2 separate regions of the Mus musculus genome follow, and region 1 is linked to region 2. A link is a loop called in an ENCODE intact Hi-C map of the cell type or tissue named here. Cell type or tissue: left cerebral cortex. All regions are shown on one strand.

Evidence for each region. Hi-C counts contacts between places; a loop is a spot of excess contacts. Peaks named below come from ENCODE experiments on the same cell type or tissue, not always from the same donor. Only the 100,000 strongest peaks of a DNase experiment are listed, where the experiment ranks them.
Region 1: it touches region 2 in a loop (3-fold over the local background); 11 of 42 quality-filtered maps call a loop at or near these places.

Annotation. Positions count from the first base shown.
Region 1 is chr15:66,030,758-66,038,757 of GRCm38, forward strand. It overlaps Kcnq3 (potassium voltage-gated channel, subfamily Q, member 3), which reads right to left. Exons shown (of 15, transcript NM_152923.3): 2 at 623-713. Among named protein-coding and RNA genes, the nearest start is that of Hhla1, 58 kb to the left of the region's middle. In left cerebral cortex, a CTCF peak has its summit at 3,331 (motif pointing right); DNase peaks (open chromatin) are centred at 3,333 and 7,475.
Region 2 is chr15:66,472,723-66,480,722 of GRCm38, forward strand. All of the region lies in intron 3 of Lrrc6 (leucine rich repeat containing 6 (testis)), which reads right to left. Among named protein-coding and RNA genes, the nearest start is that of Gm31006, 24 kb to the right of the region's middle. In left cerebral cortex, a CTCF peak has its summit at 3,342 (motif pointing left); DNase peaks (open chromatin) are centred at 3,019, 3,379, 3,837 and 7,786; H3K4me3 peaks cover 910 bases; H3K27ac peaks cover 2,535 bases.

The sequences.
Region 1 (8,000 bases), 440 kb before region 2:
CAGGGGAAGAAGTGCATGTTGGCCATTGTGACAGCTCCTGTCTTCATCCCGCCATCTTAACCCTCTATGCAAAATGAATCCAGGTCTGAGCTTTTCTGAAGATTCCATTCCAACCAATCATTTTTTTTTTTAGTCCACTGAATCTATTAAAATACCCTATAAGTGAGGTCAAAAACAATCTGCTAACCCCACCCAGAACACTCAGACACTGCTCTCCTAGCTGGACAGTGTTGCTAACCTTAGCTTTTGAGCCAGCCATTGCCTCATGCGTTTTGTAGTATCATCCTCAGTTTATGTTTTGAGAAATCAAAGAAGGGTCAGGGTTTAGAATGGAGTACATCTTTAGGTGAACTTGCAGAGGGCCAGGAAGCTATGTTTTTTTCATTTAATACTGGTGGTTTGGGCTTGGACTACATGCTCCTTATTTCTGTCCAGAACAGTGGATCATCATCAGAAAGGCTATGCCTATGGCAGGCCTGGCAAGACAAAGGGGGCATTGCTTTTTCTTGGACCTTGACTTGGCTAGAGACATTAGGAATCTGAGATCTAGGCAAATAGCTTCCAGGTAAATGCCACCTAGAGCTTCCGTCCTGGAGTACAGTGTCAATGGACCATAGCTTACCAGCAGCAAAAGCCAGTCTCCAGACACAGTCTCATATTCCTTGAAGGTGGTGAGCACGGCCAGAATCAAGCATCCCAGGACAATCAGGAACCTAGAAGGAAGGAAGAAGGGAGGAGGGAGCTTTAGTCCTGGCTGGTGCAGCAGGCAATTACAAAAAGGGGGGGGGGTGGTCAGTGAGACACTGGACAGTGTAGTGTCACATGCTTTATACGTTACTTCATCCATCAGCCACAGCAACCCTGAAGGTGGAAAAAATGATGAACAGCACTGAGAGTGGTTAAGAAAGGAGCAGGGAACGCCAGGTCCAAGAAGTGGGAGTGGGTGGGCTGGGGAGCAGGGCTGGGGGAGGGTATAGGGGACTTTTGGGATAACATTTGAAATGTAAATGAAGAAAATATCTAATAAAAATTGGAAAAAAGAGAGGCTCATGCTGTTGCTCGATCAGTTAGACATTTTAATTTTTTTTTTTTTTGTCTTAGAACACATTTTCTGACTTCCAGCCTTGTCTAGGAATTTAACCACAATCACCAACCTCTTCAGTCTGTTAGGCTTTTTATTTGAAATGAATAGCTTTAACTTTTAAGTGAAACCTACCTACTCTGAGCCCCGATTCCTCTTCTCAGGTGAGAGTGATGACGGTGTTGATGATGTCAACATCAGCACCTCTCCCTACTACACTTGGTCATCACCTGTCTGTCACCTACCACTTCACACATGCCAGTTCATCATCCTTAGAGTGACTCTCAAGGTCAATATGGCCATTCCCCTGCTGTAGCATTTTAAAGACCAGTATTGTGTAAAATGTTAAGTGCTTGGTTCTACAACATACAGCACTAACCTCAGCTCTATGAGATGTGCCTTCAGTTGGCATTGAACATGGAAGTGGATGCCAAGGCTGAGTTGGTATACAAAAAAACACCACGCATCCCAGAGCCCAAATCCTATAGCAGAAGTAGGAGCCTTTCAGACTCTTCCCAATATCTCATCTGATATGCATGTAAACATGGGGATGGCTCCACAAGATGTACATGGTTGTTCCCTGTGAGTCATGCTCTTATATGATTGCTTCCACCAAGTCTAAGCAGACACCAAGACTCACTCCTTCTTTGCTCTCTTCATTATATGTCAAAAGCCTGTGACTGTGCCACACTACATCGAGTTACATCTCGACAGACTGGAGGGAGAGAATCTCTTCCTGGCCTCAACAAGGCCTCATCATAGGACCGAATTAGACCACTGATGCTCAGAAACTGTGAGTTGCATAAAGAAATGGTATCATTAAAGTCCACCAAGACAGTGGCAATTTGTTGCATAGAATGGTAGGAAACTCAGTACATGATGGGAATCGGCCAAGTGCATCTAACTTTCAGAGTTGGATGACCACGTGGTCTGTGTTGCTTGGTCAGTCATACTCCACTCCTGGAGAGCAGAGGCTGTACCAGGTTTGTTTATATCCAGTGACTAACCCAGGGCTCAGAGCTTTAAGTAACCAAGAATTGCTTTAGGAAAATATCAAAGTGACTTCCATAATTCCCTATTGCTGGAATTAAAGACACAGAACACACACACACACACACACACACACACACACACACACTTTGTTACACAGACATGAGTACACTGGATAGTATGTATACAAGTTATATGACTGGTAGATCACCAATGTCAGTTTCTGGTTTCAATGCCTGGCAACACATTCATATATGACACACACATATGATACATACATACACATACACACATATGGCACACACACAGCACATAAACATACAGTGTATTGATTGAACACTTGCTTAGCATGTGTCAAGTTCTGGCTTTAATTCCTAGTACCTCTGGCTTTAATTCCTAGTACCACACGTGAACACATGCACACACAGGCATATACGATAGAGACACATAGTGTACATACATGTGTATGCACAATGTGCATTCATATAACAGCTCCCATGTGTCTGTTGTTTGCTTTCCATGATTTTAGTCATTCATTGCTAGCATACTCTGAGAATATTAAATGCAAACTCCATAAACAAGCCATTGATGGGTATTAAATTACTTTATTATGATTTGTTACTGTCCATGTTCTACTCAGGTTAGTTATTCCTATTAATCTTGTACCGTGCTTAGTCTGTAAATTAAGCTTTATTACAGGCAGGCAACAAATATAGAAACACACAGTATGAATAGTTTGCTTCTACCGACTATTGGACATTTACCGAGCACCCTAGCACACATCAGAAAGGACAATGGAGATATCTGTATCTATATCTGTACTCAGCTCAGCGAGGGCTGTGGTCAGTGATTGCTGTCATGGCTGGCGAAAGAGAAGGGATGAGGAGATAATAAGGGTTTCCTGAAAGATAATCCTCCTGGTGGTCTCAGAAGGACTGAACAGAGTGACAGGAAGAGCAAGAGGAGCACATTGAGGCTCTTGTTGCTAGGATATGACAAAACAAATGTCGGGTGTGTGGTGGCCTCAGGCCCAAGAATATGAGAAGCTTCGAGAGAATGTGCTGAATTTGAAGTCCAAGTGAAACTCTACATAGTGTCAATCAAAACCCAAGATTAAACTTTACAAGAAAGGTTGATATCCTATGGACCTAGTCTAACACTGTGGGAGAGGAGGTGGAGAAATCACCTTTATCCCACCATGCAGTTTCAAGCTAGTTCTGATCAGCCTGCAGCATGCAGCACCCAGACTTAACCAGCAGGGGGCAGCCAACAACCACACAAGTAGCTATGCACAGGAGTCATTGGGATCTACTTTCTAAGACTGGAGAAAGATCGGTAATTTATGAAACTCAAATCATCTAGGAAGGCCTTCTAACCTCAAGAAGAGAAGACATTTTTCAGCTTCTTGCAAAGTTCAAACTGTCCTTAAAATAGCTCGAGTTCAGCAGTCAGCCTCTGTCAGCCTTGCTGACAGAAGCCGGATGTGTCTGGCCCGCACAGCACCTGCCCTTCAGGTTCCTTTGTCTGGTGCTCTGTAGATGCCTGACTTTAACATTTTTTTTCTCCTCCCCTGTACCATTTGCAACTCTGAGCTCCCTCTCTACAGTCCTTTCTGCTTCTTTCCCTTACCCCTCACTACCTGGCTCATCCCTGTGTCTCTTCTTCTACCCCATCCCTACCTTCCTAGGCTCTGTGCACTCACATCCTCTCCCTCCCTCTGTGGTCTTCAGGCCTAGAATAGGAGGTTTGGGAAGAGATCCCTGAGGGGATCCAGCAGGGCCCTTCTGTCCACATTTCCAGGCTGTGTTTGAGAGCAATGCTGGTCGGTGTCAATGCCGTCCTCATGCCCTTCCCCCAGACACAGTCACCTCCATGCTTCTCCTGAAGAACTCTTTCCTTATCTGCTACCATCTTTCAGCCAAGCAGGAGCTAAAGAAGTCAGGGGAGAAACGCATAAGGGCACTTTGAACTGCACACTATTCGGAACTGTGTGGCTTAGGCAATCAGTCCCAGGTTCAGTGCGTCCTGCCCAGGTCCGCTCAGTACCAGACCTCCACCAGGCAGCACCCAGGGAGACACAGGCAGCTCTTCCATCAAGAAGGTAAAGGAGGACCTGCCATGACACTGAGATAAGGAGGTGGAAAATGCACACACATATGCTGCCATTTCTATTTGGTCTTTTCTTTCTTTTCTCCTGAGAACATCAGTGGAGCCATGGGAAGCGTCACTACTTTATATACATACTTATATACGTAAGACCAGAGCTTCCAAGACCAGGTGACAGCAACACCAAGGGAACAAGAGATTCTACTTGGCTGAGAGCCAGTAAGAGACCTTGATGGAGAATTTGCAGGGAATCCACCAAGTAGGTGAAGGTACCAGGCCACCCCATTTAACTGGGAGGATAGTTCCCTTTCTGTTCCTCTGGACTCCCATATTTGAGAAGTCTTCAATTAGGGACCCTGCTGGGACTTTCAGTAACTCTGGGGCAACTTTCCACTAAATGTCCCTCAAGGCTAGGGAGGCAGGCAGCAGCTGGATCCACTTGATTATCATTAGAGTTCCTTCATTGAAAGCGATGAAAGTTCTCTCATCCTAGGCAGGTGTAGGCAGAATGAACAAATAGAGCGGGTGTGCCTGGCTCCTTCACACCTGACTTGCCTCAAGGCACTGCCATGGTTCCTGGCTCTTGAGCACATGAAATAAACCTGACAAAGAGTTGCTAATAAAGTCTACATATGTAAAGAACTCAAATGATTCAACAATAACAAAATCAAATAACTAAATTACACTGGTCTAAAAATCTGGATATATGAAATATCTATGTATGTACATATACATATAATATAGATATAAATTTTATATATATATATATATTCCCAACTGGTCAAGGCCTCAAAATAATATCTGATTATTTTTTAAACTCTAGTATGGACTGGTCGAGATTGCCTGGAATGCAGGATTCCAACTGCTGCCAACTTATCTGAAGGAAATGCTATTATCGACTGGTAATGTTTGTTAGATAAGAAACAGGACTAAGAATGTGCCATCCCCTAGAGACACAGACATGAGTACATAAACAATACTCTTATTTCCCTAGTGTTTCCTTCTCCTGACTCTGTTCATAATATATTCCCCACACAAGTTCTAGCAACCACAACATTCGAGGAACCCCAAGAAGCCTGCTTTTGTCCCTTTAGAGGCCCAAGTAAGCATGTGAGCACAACATGACACTGGCGGCAGAGTGATGGTGACACCCTGGCCTTCTGCTCTCAGCCTAGTCTGTCTCCCACAATGCCATTTGTGTGTGTGTGTGTGTGTGTGTGTGTGTGTGTGTGTTCAATAAAGTGGAGAGAGCTTTGACAGGATGTGTGCTCTTTCTTAACATGGTTAGACTAATGTGTTGCCTTTCATTAAATCCCAACGACATCAGGGAAACAGGTGAACTATTACACACCAGGAAATTTTAAATGTGATAGGTGTTTACTTTGCCTTTTTTGAGATCTGACCTATGTTCTCCCTTTTCCTTCTGGAACTCATTTTCTCTGCTCAAATGTATCACATGCTTATTTATCTGCGAGGTTCAAATAGTTCAAAACAATCTCATCTGATGTCAGAATCTAACAGTACATATGAAAAAGTACAAAGAGTAATTTTAAAATGATTCAAAGTGATTGCTTCTTTTTATCCTGTGTTAAGAGTTGCAGGACTGCAACTACAACAAGCTAAGAACACCCTGTGAACAGAGGCCACCTCTCAGGGTGAGCCAAACAGTACATACACAAGCTAAGCAGAGCAGTGCTCACATGTCATGATAAAGCACAGCTAGAGACGTATCATCTCTGGACTAGACACAGGGAGATTAGAAGAAAAGAGCCCAGGGGAAAGTACCCTCATTACTGCCTTTCCTGTCTCCACTCTACCCTTCAAATACATTTTCTCATTATTTTTCTAAGTAGACTGATCAAGTCCCAGGTCTTTAGCAAGAAAATCTGGCTCTCCTACATCACATCATTCCACAACATAATGAATACGAGGAAGGATCCCACAATATGCTACCTACAAGAAACTCACTTTTGCACCAAAGGCCCAAATGTGTTGCCAGTGAAAAGACAGGAAATACTTTCCCCTGAATAGTAACCAAGGTATAGCAGAAGTGGCTCTAAGAATATCAAACCTTTAAGCAGAAGTGAAGAGCAAAATTGCTATGTGAGGCCCAGGAGAGCATTACAGGCAAATAGGTTTCAATGCATTAAGAAGACATAGAAGTTGTAACCAAATGCACAACCAACAACAGAACTCCAAAACATATTAGGCTTCCCTATGCTTGTCTCCTCAGTCTTTATCTTTCTAGTCATAGCAGATTTAAAATTTAATTAAAACATAGAAGACTCTCCAAATTCTATCTCCTTTCCTAAATCCCTATTTTTCTCTCATCCAATTGATGTATCCTTTGTCTTCCAAGGATGTCTTTAACTGATCTCAGGATCTGTCACCCTCTCTATTATGGTGCCCTCCTTCCCTCAACAAACTACCGGATAGTCACGTGTTACAAATTAGGAGTTAAGAGTGGACCATACTTGTCTCTTAAAAGCTTGCACTTCATCTCTTGCTCTACAAACAACGGTAGGGGAATATTCTTCTGATCATTCACATAAGATTTTGTTTTTCACTCTTCATAATCTTTTGCATCCCTTAACATGCCTGGGTACTCTAGGCTGTGAGCATCCAATGACAAGCACAGTGCATCTTAGATTGTTCTAATGAAGCAAGGATCCTATGATTTCCTTTGGGGGAGCAAAGCTCTTGGCACAAGGCAATACTTGAAGAAGCTTTCAGTTTTCATTTTATTTCCGACTCTGCTGTTTCACCTCTGTAAGCATGGGGGGAAGCTCTTTCTCCATGTTTTCATGTCTACATCTATGACGTATACAACCCAGGGAAATGGCACCATAGGTCTTTATGGACTGTTTTAATGGGTTCAAGATGGAAAAGTCTGAGTTCAGATATCAGCTGTGCTACTTGCTACATGGAGGGCAGTTTCATCACTTGCAAATGGCAATGACACAAGGTCCTAATTCAGGCTGCTGTGAGAAGTTAATGAGAGAATGCTCTTGGGTGACATAGTGTCATGCTTGTCACAGCATGTTGATCTGAAATTGCTTAGCTTGAATGGGTCATGCCAGCAGCTAGGTTCCACATGGTTAACAGGCTCACTTAATAGTTCATCAACATCCCAAAATTACTTATTTAAAATTGAAAAATCTACGAGAAATTAAAAGAAGTTAGAGGAAGTCTGTGTGTCACAGTTCCATCACAGACTGCCTCGTCAGGCTGAGTCACACGTTGGCTATTTCTAAAGATCCTTTCAGATTTATTCAATCTTCTATAAGCAAGCCATATTTCTGGAGGTTTGTGGCTTCTGCCTTGGGATAAGGTTATCAGCTTTCTCCAGACCAGGAAACCCTCTGTTCTCTTCTGCAACAACAACAGTTGAAATACACACAATTTCATTAGCATACATATAACACTCCTTTCACTCTGTTTACATTTGACATTTCCATATAAAGGCAGTGTTGTCCTAACTCTGACAGATTACAAGGTGTCGCCCTGTGGAATGGTGATAGGAGCCATTGGCAAGGTCCTTCCATCTCCACAATGCCCCTAACTGTGGTATCTGTTACTATCAGTTTGGCATCCAAAATTTGCATGACAGGCTTCTATATGCCACAGAGAGATGCAGAGTTATATTTTAAGGATCTTCCTAAGACCACGGCACCTGCAAGGTTTCCCTGAAAACCCAGAGCAACAAAGGAAAATATTAAAGGCTGTGGAGTAGAGCTGTAGCACACAGATACCAAGATGGCCCCAAGAATCATCTTAATGACATCCCTGGGGAATTCTCACCGCTTAAAAGAGGCTAGGTAGG
Region 2 (8,000 bases):
CCTGCAACCACAGTACTGGGGAGTGGAGACAAGAGGATTGTTTGGTCTTACTGGCCAGTTGGTCTAGTTAAAAAAAAAAAAAAAGAGTAAGCTCTAAATTCAATAAAAATGCCTTTCTCAATAAAGATCAACAGAGGAGAGCATTTGATGGTGTCCTTTGACCTCCAGTTACCCACATACATATATGAGTACACACATGAATATAACATATAACTGTGAAAAGATAGCAAAATTCTTTTACAGGCATAAAATGTGCTTATAACCTATATGGTAGTGCCTTATCTAATCCCAACACTGTGCCTATAAGAAAAAAAGATTATGATAACTGCTATTTAAGGTCAGATTGCTAATGGTGACACTTGGCTCTGTGATGTTGCTTTCATCACGGAAGCTGGCATCTAGTTCTGTTCCCTCTCCCTGTACCTGGTCTGATCTGAGAGACTTCCTAACTTATAGACTGCATCCATAATGAAGTAATCCTGACTGTCTCTGAGTATGGGATGCTCAGTAATGCATACACTGTACACATGAATGAAGTATGACATGGTACTTCTTAAGTATGTACAATTTTTATGTTCAAGTTGGAATGCAGAAAACATACACTAAGGCCTGCTCTGAGAACACTGGGATTCTCAGAGGCCAAATGAAAACTCTGGCTACAAGAATTCACTGACCTATCAGAGTTTTAGCTGATATAGAAGCAAGACAGGAACCATCAGCCATGTGCCCTGAAATTCTGACTTACAAAACCGTGGGACGGGATTGTCTATTGAGACATAGCTTCCTTTAGTTTGTTTCTTTGCCACATGAAGGAATTGGAACTCTAAAGTATATGAAGCAAGAGAGTACCAGTGTTCTCATAGCTTTTGAGTGGCTGAGTTGAGGCTTGAACTTAGATCTGCTTTCCTGAAAAGCATTTCTGAGCTGGCATATGAGAATCTCTGCCTGTGTTACTGCTTTACAAATTTCATTTTTATCCTCATCATCTTCATCACGATTGTCATCATTATCATCGTGACCATCATCTTCATCACCACCACAGCTGCCACCATCATCATCATCATGTTAAAGTTCTTAAGATAAAGCTCTTATGCAACACATATTTGGCTACCTAAATAACAGCATTTGTCACCACCAAGCCAGGAGTGGCCTAGGCTGGACTGAACTTGAATGCACAATGGTGGAAAGGGACAGTCTTTTTTAGGACAATAAATTTGGTTTGTTTTATCTTTAGGTTTAAACATGAATGTTCCATAATCTTGGTTTAGCAGTATATTTGTTTCTACATATTACATGTGTGTGTATTAAATCATATATTTTCAAGATTAAAGTCACCCATGGAAGGGTATGATTAAAATTGGATCAAAGAATAACTGAGCTGTCATGTAAAATTAACCTAGACTCTACTTAATAAACTAACATGAGTTTAAGGCTAAAAGTCCCAGCTCCAACAGCACCAAAAGTTTCTGATCAGCCCCTGGTCCCCAAACAATAGAGATGGATAATGGTGATGGGCACAGAGAGAGGGTTTCATCAATGGGGCTGTGTTGTAAGGGGCAAATGGAAAGAACCAGCAACTCCAAGTCTAACCTTAGGGTACTGCCAGAGCTTTAAATTTTAACAAGAAAATGGGATAAAGGGCAAGCGGAGAGTATAAGTAAATAGTCACGGTCAACATGAGCACTCGCTGGTCATGTTATGAGTTCTGATCTTCGAGGTGGTCTCAAGAAGTCCTGCTCGCCCAGGAGGACAAGCTCTTCGGCTGTCCTGGCCACTCAGACTCAACGCTATCATCCTAAGGACAAGGGTTCCTAGTCTATGGGACATAGCACATCTGGCTTCTGAATGCACGGGATGTGATGCTTGCCCACCAGGACAACTGTAAACGGAGCTCCCCAGGGAATGGATGCACTTGTATTGATTGCTGCTGCTTGACTGATTAGCACCTCGTGACTGTGGAGAGCTGGGATACTGTAGACACTAAGCCAGATTGCCTTCAGCTATCCTTAGTCCCTTCAGGGCCATTTAGCACTCACCTTCTGTGTCTGATCCAGTGTCCTTCCAACTACCAGGCAAAAACCTTCAGAATGTATGAAATTAGCAGATCATGAGCTTCCAGCAACTCGGATGCCAGACAGCATCAGAACCTGCAATGTGGTTCTCTCTGCTTTGCTGTAACCCACTGACCTAATTTCCCCATAACATATCTGGTACATGACTTTATGTAGTGACATGGGAGCTCATGGACACTTTCACTATAGACACATGATCTGGGGGACACATTCTAGGTTATTTATAGGCCCTGGCCCTCCTACTTGGCTCAGAATAAATAATCTCTTGCTACCTGCGAGGTGAGAACCATGCATTGTGCTGACACTAATATTACATTTACCTTGGGAAGCTCTGCAAAACATTTAATGCTATTTTTCTTTCATGTAAGAAAAGCCTGATTCACAAGATGCCAGCAAGATGAAAATGTCATGGTTTGGGGTTTTGCTATGGTTTTAAAAATGAAAATCTCAGGACTCTCTATGTGTTCATAATGGTTAAAACAAAAACAAGTTTTTACTTTGCTTAGATGTGGTCTAAATGTAAAAAATATTACACCGCGTTTTTCATGTCACAGATGAGCATGTCCCAAGGTGGCCAACCGTGACCAACCCTTCTCTGCCAAGGCAATCATTCTCTCCTCCACCCTTTGCTTTCTATCCTAAAAAAGACCATCAGTAGTAGACTGACCCATCTACTGGTCACAAACACTTAGTGCCCTTCCCTCCCCTCCAGGTTAGGGCAAGATTGTTCTAGGAGACGATCAGCAGGTACCTCATTCTACCCTGGTGAATCCTAAACGGAGAACAGAGAAGAGGGGGAAGAAAGAGAGAGACAGGTTTCTTTGTTTTGCTTTCCCCATCCTCCCCCTCCTCCTCTTTCTCCTCCTCCTCTTCTTCTTTGCCATCTAGGAAAAGAAGGGGGACGCCATTCCCTTTTTTAAGAAAAGTCTGAGATTTACTGTAGCAGATGGACTGAGTCATCCATCCATCTTCTTCTCTCACATCTAGCCCTTCAAATCAAACCAAAAGTACATGCATGCCAGCAAAAAAAGGGAAAAAAGAAAAAAAAAAGTAAAAAGAAAGAAAGAAAAAAGAGTCCCTTTTCTCTTTATGTTTCCCCTACACACTTCTAATCTTGATATGCATGTCCCCAAACTAGCCTGTACCCAGTTCCCCTTAGGGCTGGGAGGCACAGTACAGAAGGGAGCACCTGCCCAGACAAAGGTTAGAGGCACACAGCTGTGACTGTAGTTTGCAAAGTTCAAACCACAATAGCAACGATGTTGCCCTCTAGTGGTAAATTATCAGAACGTTTGTTAAAAGGGAAGTCCCCGACCAGCAAGAGCTTCTCAACAAAAACAAGCCCTGGATAGCCCAAAACAGGAAGGGGTGTCATTAACTTTCTGACAATTACATTAAAATGTATTACCATGAACTTAGTGCTGAGTGAATGCTGCCATTCCTTTTGGCCACAAGCTAACAGTGACAGAGCTGCCGTGTACACCAGTAGTGACTGACTACTCTTCTAAAACAGGAAGATAGTGATAGAGCTCTGAATCTCAGTGCTGATCCTGATTTGGGGCTTTGACGCTGGCAATTTCCAGGTTTTGAGGATAGAGATTCAAAAGGAACAATGTGTATTTATGACTGTGGGCTGTCACTGAGATTACTCTTTCTGCATGGGGAGGCAAAGAGACTAAAACCCCTGTCCCAAGTGAACCCCTCCCTGTTTTAGCTATTGACAGATGGGAGTTGGGTGGCAGAGCAGCTTGCCTGCCTCGGCTCCCCGCCCCTCACTCTGCAGCAAGGCTGACAGTCAACGCGCTCCACCCACTCACAGGGCACACAGCCCTGCCACACACAGGAGAGGTTGGCCAGGGAAACCACCTCACAGCTGTGAGCCCACACCAGCCACTGGACACACAAGACTCTCTGTGTTTACTGTGTGACACCAAACTAACCACCTCAATAAAATAGCCCCGAAGAGAGAGTGGCGATCAAGGAAAGGCATCCAGGGAATGGGAAAGATTAAAATCAGAGTTCTAACTGCATCAAAAAAAATATCATCCATGATATCATCCATCCAACAACAATCGCACCACAGAAAAGCAGCGATCGGTGCAGGAGGGAGTGAGAAGGTAGAAATTGTGGCCAAATCAGAGTTAATTGAAAATGAAATGAATTCTAGAATGAGAAAGAATTAACATAATTATTCTGGGATTTAAATCTGGTGCGATGTCTCAGACTGCAGAATAAAAAGACAGACTAGTTTAAATAGACATGCAGCTTAGGAGGCATGGAAGTTCCAATGAATATAACCACATCCAATTAATAGAGATGGGGTTATGAGAAAGAGGAATGATTTTAAAAAGACAATAAAGGAAGAAATGATATCTGAAAATAAGATAGGAGAAAAAAAGAAAAAAGGAAGTAGGGAGTAAGGAAAAATGTCAAGAATTCTTTATCTGGGAAACTTCAAAATATTTTTTTTTAACAAGTAAACAAAAACTGATGTTTTTGCCAACAGAAGATCTACCATACAGAAATACATTAAATGGCATCTTTGAGGTTGAAATGAAGACATGAAATGAAGATATGAAGATATTAGAATCAATGTATCAGCTGTTGTGGGTAGGGCTTTTGCAGTCACAGTGGTAAACTCCAGGGCTATAAGCCACTGGGTGGCTATTCAAGTGTCATTCAAGATACTCTGTCCTAACACACAGCCTGTTACCATACAGGGTTGGCAGTTGAGAAGCGTGGACAGGGCATACCAGGCAGTGTGGACCAGCAGTGCAGAGCACCAGAGTTGACCAGCAGTGTAGACTAGCAGTGCAGAGCAGCAGTGTGGACAAGCAGTGTGGGCCAGCAGTGTGGACCACCAGTATAGACCAGCAGTGTGGACCAGCAGTGCAGAGCAGCAGTGTGGACCAGCTGTGTAAACCAGCAGTGCGGACCAGTAGTGCAGAGCAGCAATGCAGACCAGCAGTGCAGACCAGCAGTGTGGACCAGCAGTGCAGAGCAGCAGTGTAGACTAGCAGTAGTGTTATGAAAAGTGACAAGAGCCACACCAAAGAATCCCTACACACACCTACCAAAGAATCAAGGACCCAAGTGCCCATGTTTAGGGCCTGTGAGGTCAAAGTCAGTGACATCCTGAAGAGACGGATGTTCAGAGGTAGAACATGTATCTGCAGTGATGTATCTTCGGCCCAGAAGGAGATAATGCAACAAAAAGTTAAAGTCATGAAAACACATGTGTTCATGATAGTTCTGATCCTTCCAAACCTGTTATTTAGCATCTTCAAATTCAAATATTACAAAAAGGATCCACAATAGAAGCAACTATGTGAGTAAATGCAAAAGTCATATAAACTCACTTTTTTTGTACTTTTCTCTCTGAGCTTATTTTTAAATGACTATAAAAATCAGTCATCATAAATCTGTACTGAGGGGTAAGTAATATATATATAAAGATATGGTTTGTGGTAACTACAGCAAAAGGGAAAGACAGCAGCATGAATACAATAGCAAGGTCTTGTCTACTGTTGAAATTAACTTAGCATTAACTGGATCTAGACTGTCCTAAAATAAGATACGAATTTTAATTCCTGTGATGCAACAAAGAGGGGAGGGGAAAGGGTGAATAGGGTCAGGTATGGGGAGGGCAGGAGAGAAGCCCAGAGGGCCAGAAGAATGAATGAAAATAAGCAGCCTCAGGGGATGGGATGTGGGAGGACCTTCTGGAAAGCACTAGAGACTAGAGAGGAGAGAGAAACAATCAGAGCTCTATGGAGGTCACTTAGCCAAAATGCCAACATTAGAGAGAAGGAACTCAAAGACTCCACCTCCAGTAGATAGACAAGTCTTCAAGTAGAGGGACTGGGTTACCAACTTATAGTCAAAATTTCTGACCTAGAATTTTTTTCCTGTCTAAAGTGGAAAATAGACTGAAGGATCCCAATTTGGGATCCATCTTAAGGGAGTGGACACTAAAGCCTGACACTACTACTGATGTTATGATGTTCATAGAGACAGGAGCCTGGCATGGCTGCTCCTCTACTGTCAGGAGCCATAATAGGACAAGCATATTACTAGCAGGAATCTTTCCTAAAACTAGCAGCTGACTGAGACAGATGCAGATACTTAGACCCAACCACTGAACTGAAGTCAGAACCCCTATGGTTGAATTAGGGGAAGGATTGAAGAAGCTGAAGGGTAGGGCAACCCCATAGAAAGACCATCAGTCTCAACTAACCCAGACCTCAGGGAACTCCCAGAGACTGAGCCACCAACCAGGAGCATGCATGGGCCAGACTGAGGCCCCTAGTACATATATAGCAGAGGTCTTCCTGGTCTGGCCTCAATGGAGATATGTGCTTAATCTTCAAGAGACTTGAGGCCCCAGGGAAGAGGGGAGGCCTAGTGGTGAGGGGAGCATTCTCTTGGAGGTGGGAGGGGGGAGAAATGGGATGAGGAACTGTGAAAAGGGGGACCAAAAGGGGTGGGTAATGACTGAAATGTAAATAAATAATGTAATTAAAAATAAAAAAGATGATTAAAAAATATATAGTGGGTGTTAGAAATCCAAACGTGGGTCCTTCTGTTTGAGGGCAAATACTTTACCCATTGAGCCATCAGCAAAAGAATTCTTGATAGCTAAAAAGGTGAAGCATCCATTCTGCGTGCCTATCAACCAACAAACACAAGATGTGGTGTCTCTATGGTGTGCAATATTATTTACCCATGAAAGGAAAGGACGTACTGAGACATCCTGCAGCGTGGAGGAGTCATTGTGCCTTAAAGGAGGAAGTCAGACACAAGAGACCACACTCGCTGCTGCTCCATTTGGATTGTGTTCAGAAATATGGGGAAACAAGGTGATCTCGAGCTGTCATTTGTGGGTAAGGAGGGGCACGAGTACAGTAAGTACCGAACAATATGGCATTTCTTTTTTTTTTTAACGATGAAAATGTTCTAGAACATACAAGTCTACCAAAACTGCTGGACTGTGCATTCACAGTGGTGAATTTTATGGTATGTAATTTATATTTCAGTTTTAAAGAGTGTTTCAACCATGATACATTTTTAGAAATTTTTGAGTGTCTTTTGATACAGTTTACATGGTAAATTTGAAATGGATTGGAGAAGATATGTGTGAAAAATTAAGATGTTGAAAGTAGAACGTAATACAAAATAAACCATATTTAGGAACTACAAGAGAAGAGATTGATGAAGTTTAGTGTATTAGAGAATAAAACATCTGCATACTAGTATCATAACTGAAATACACAGAAGAGTGGTGTATCAATGGAAAATATCTGTACCACATGACAATGGTTTAGTATCTAGAATGTATAAGAGTATACTTCCCAAAATGGCAAATCAATAGAAAAACTGGACAAAAGATAGGAAACACCTTAGAATTCACCTGAGGAGAAAGAACTTTTCACAAGCATAGCCAATATCGAAAGCAAACAGTGCTGAGTGGCTCAGTGCTCCTGAGTACATTTCAGTGTTGGGGAGGCATTTTCTAAGCCATACAGAAATGACACTCACAAGGTACAAAGAGGTACAAAGAGGAGCTGATACAATCTTTCAGAAGAAAAAGAAATTGGCAGGATATTCCAAAATCTGCATATTGAAGCCGAGGAGTTTCAAGTCTAAATAAAACCCCAGGAGGGAAGGCAGATGGAAAATGCACAGAGTGGCTGAAGAAGGGTGTGCAGTCGCCAGTTCATTTTAGCAAAGCACTGGAATCCTCAATGTCCATCTGCAGGCAAATGCTTGGCACATCCCTGTGTATTTACGTCATTATGCAGCCTCCAGTCCCTGTTTTTGCATAATAAGATATTGAGGTGATTTCCAGGAAGAAATTAACTTTCAAAATATTATTTATAAGGACCAGAGTGAGAGCTCAACAGCTGCTGCCAAACATGAGTTAGATTC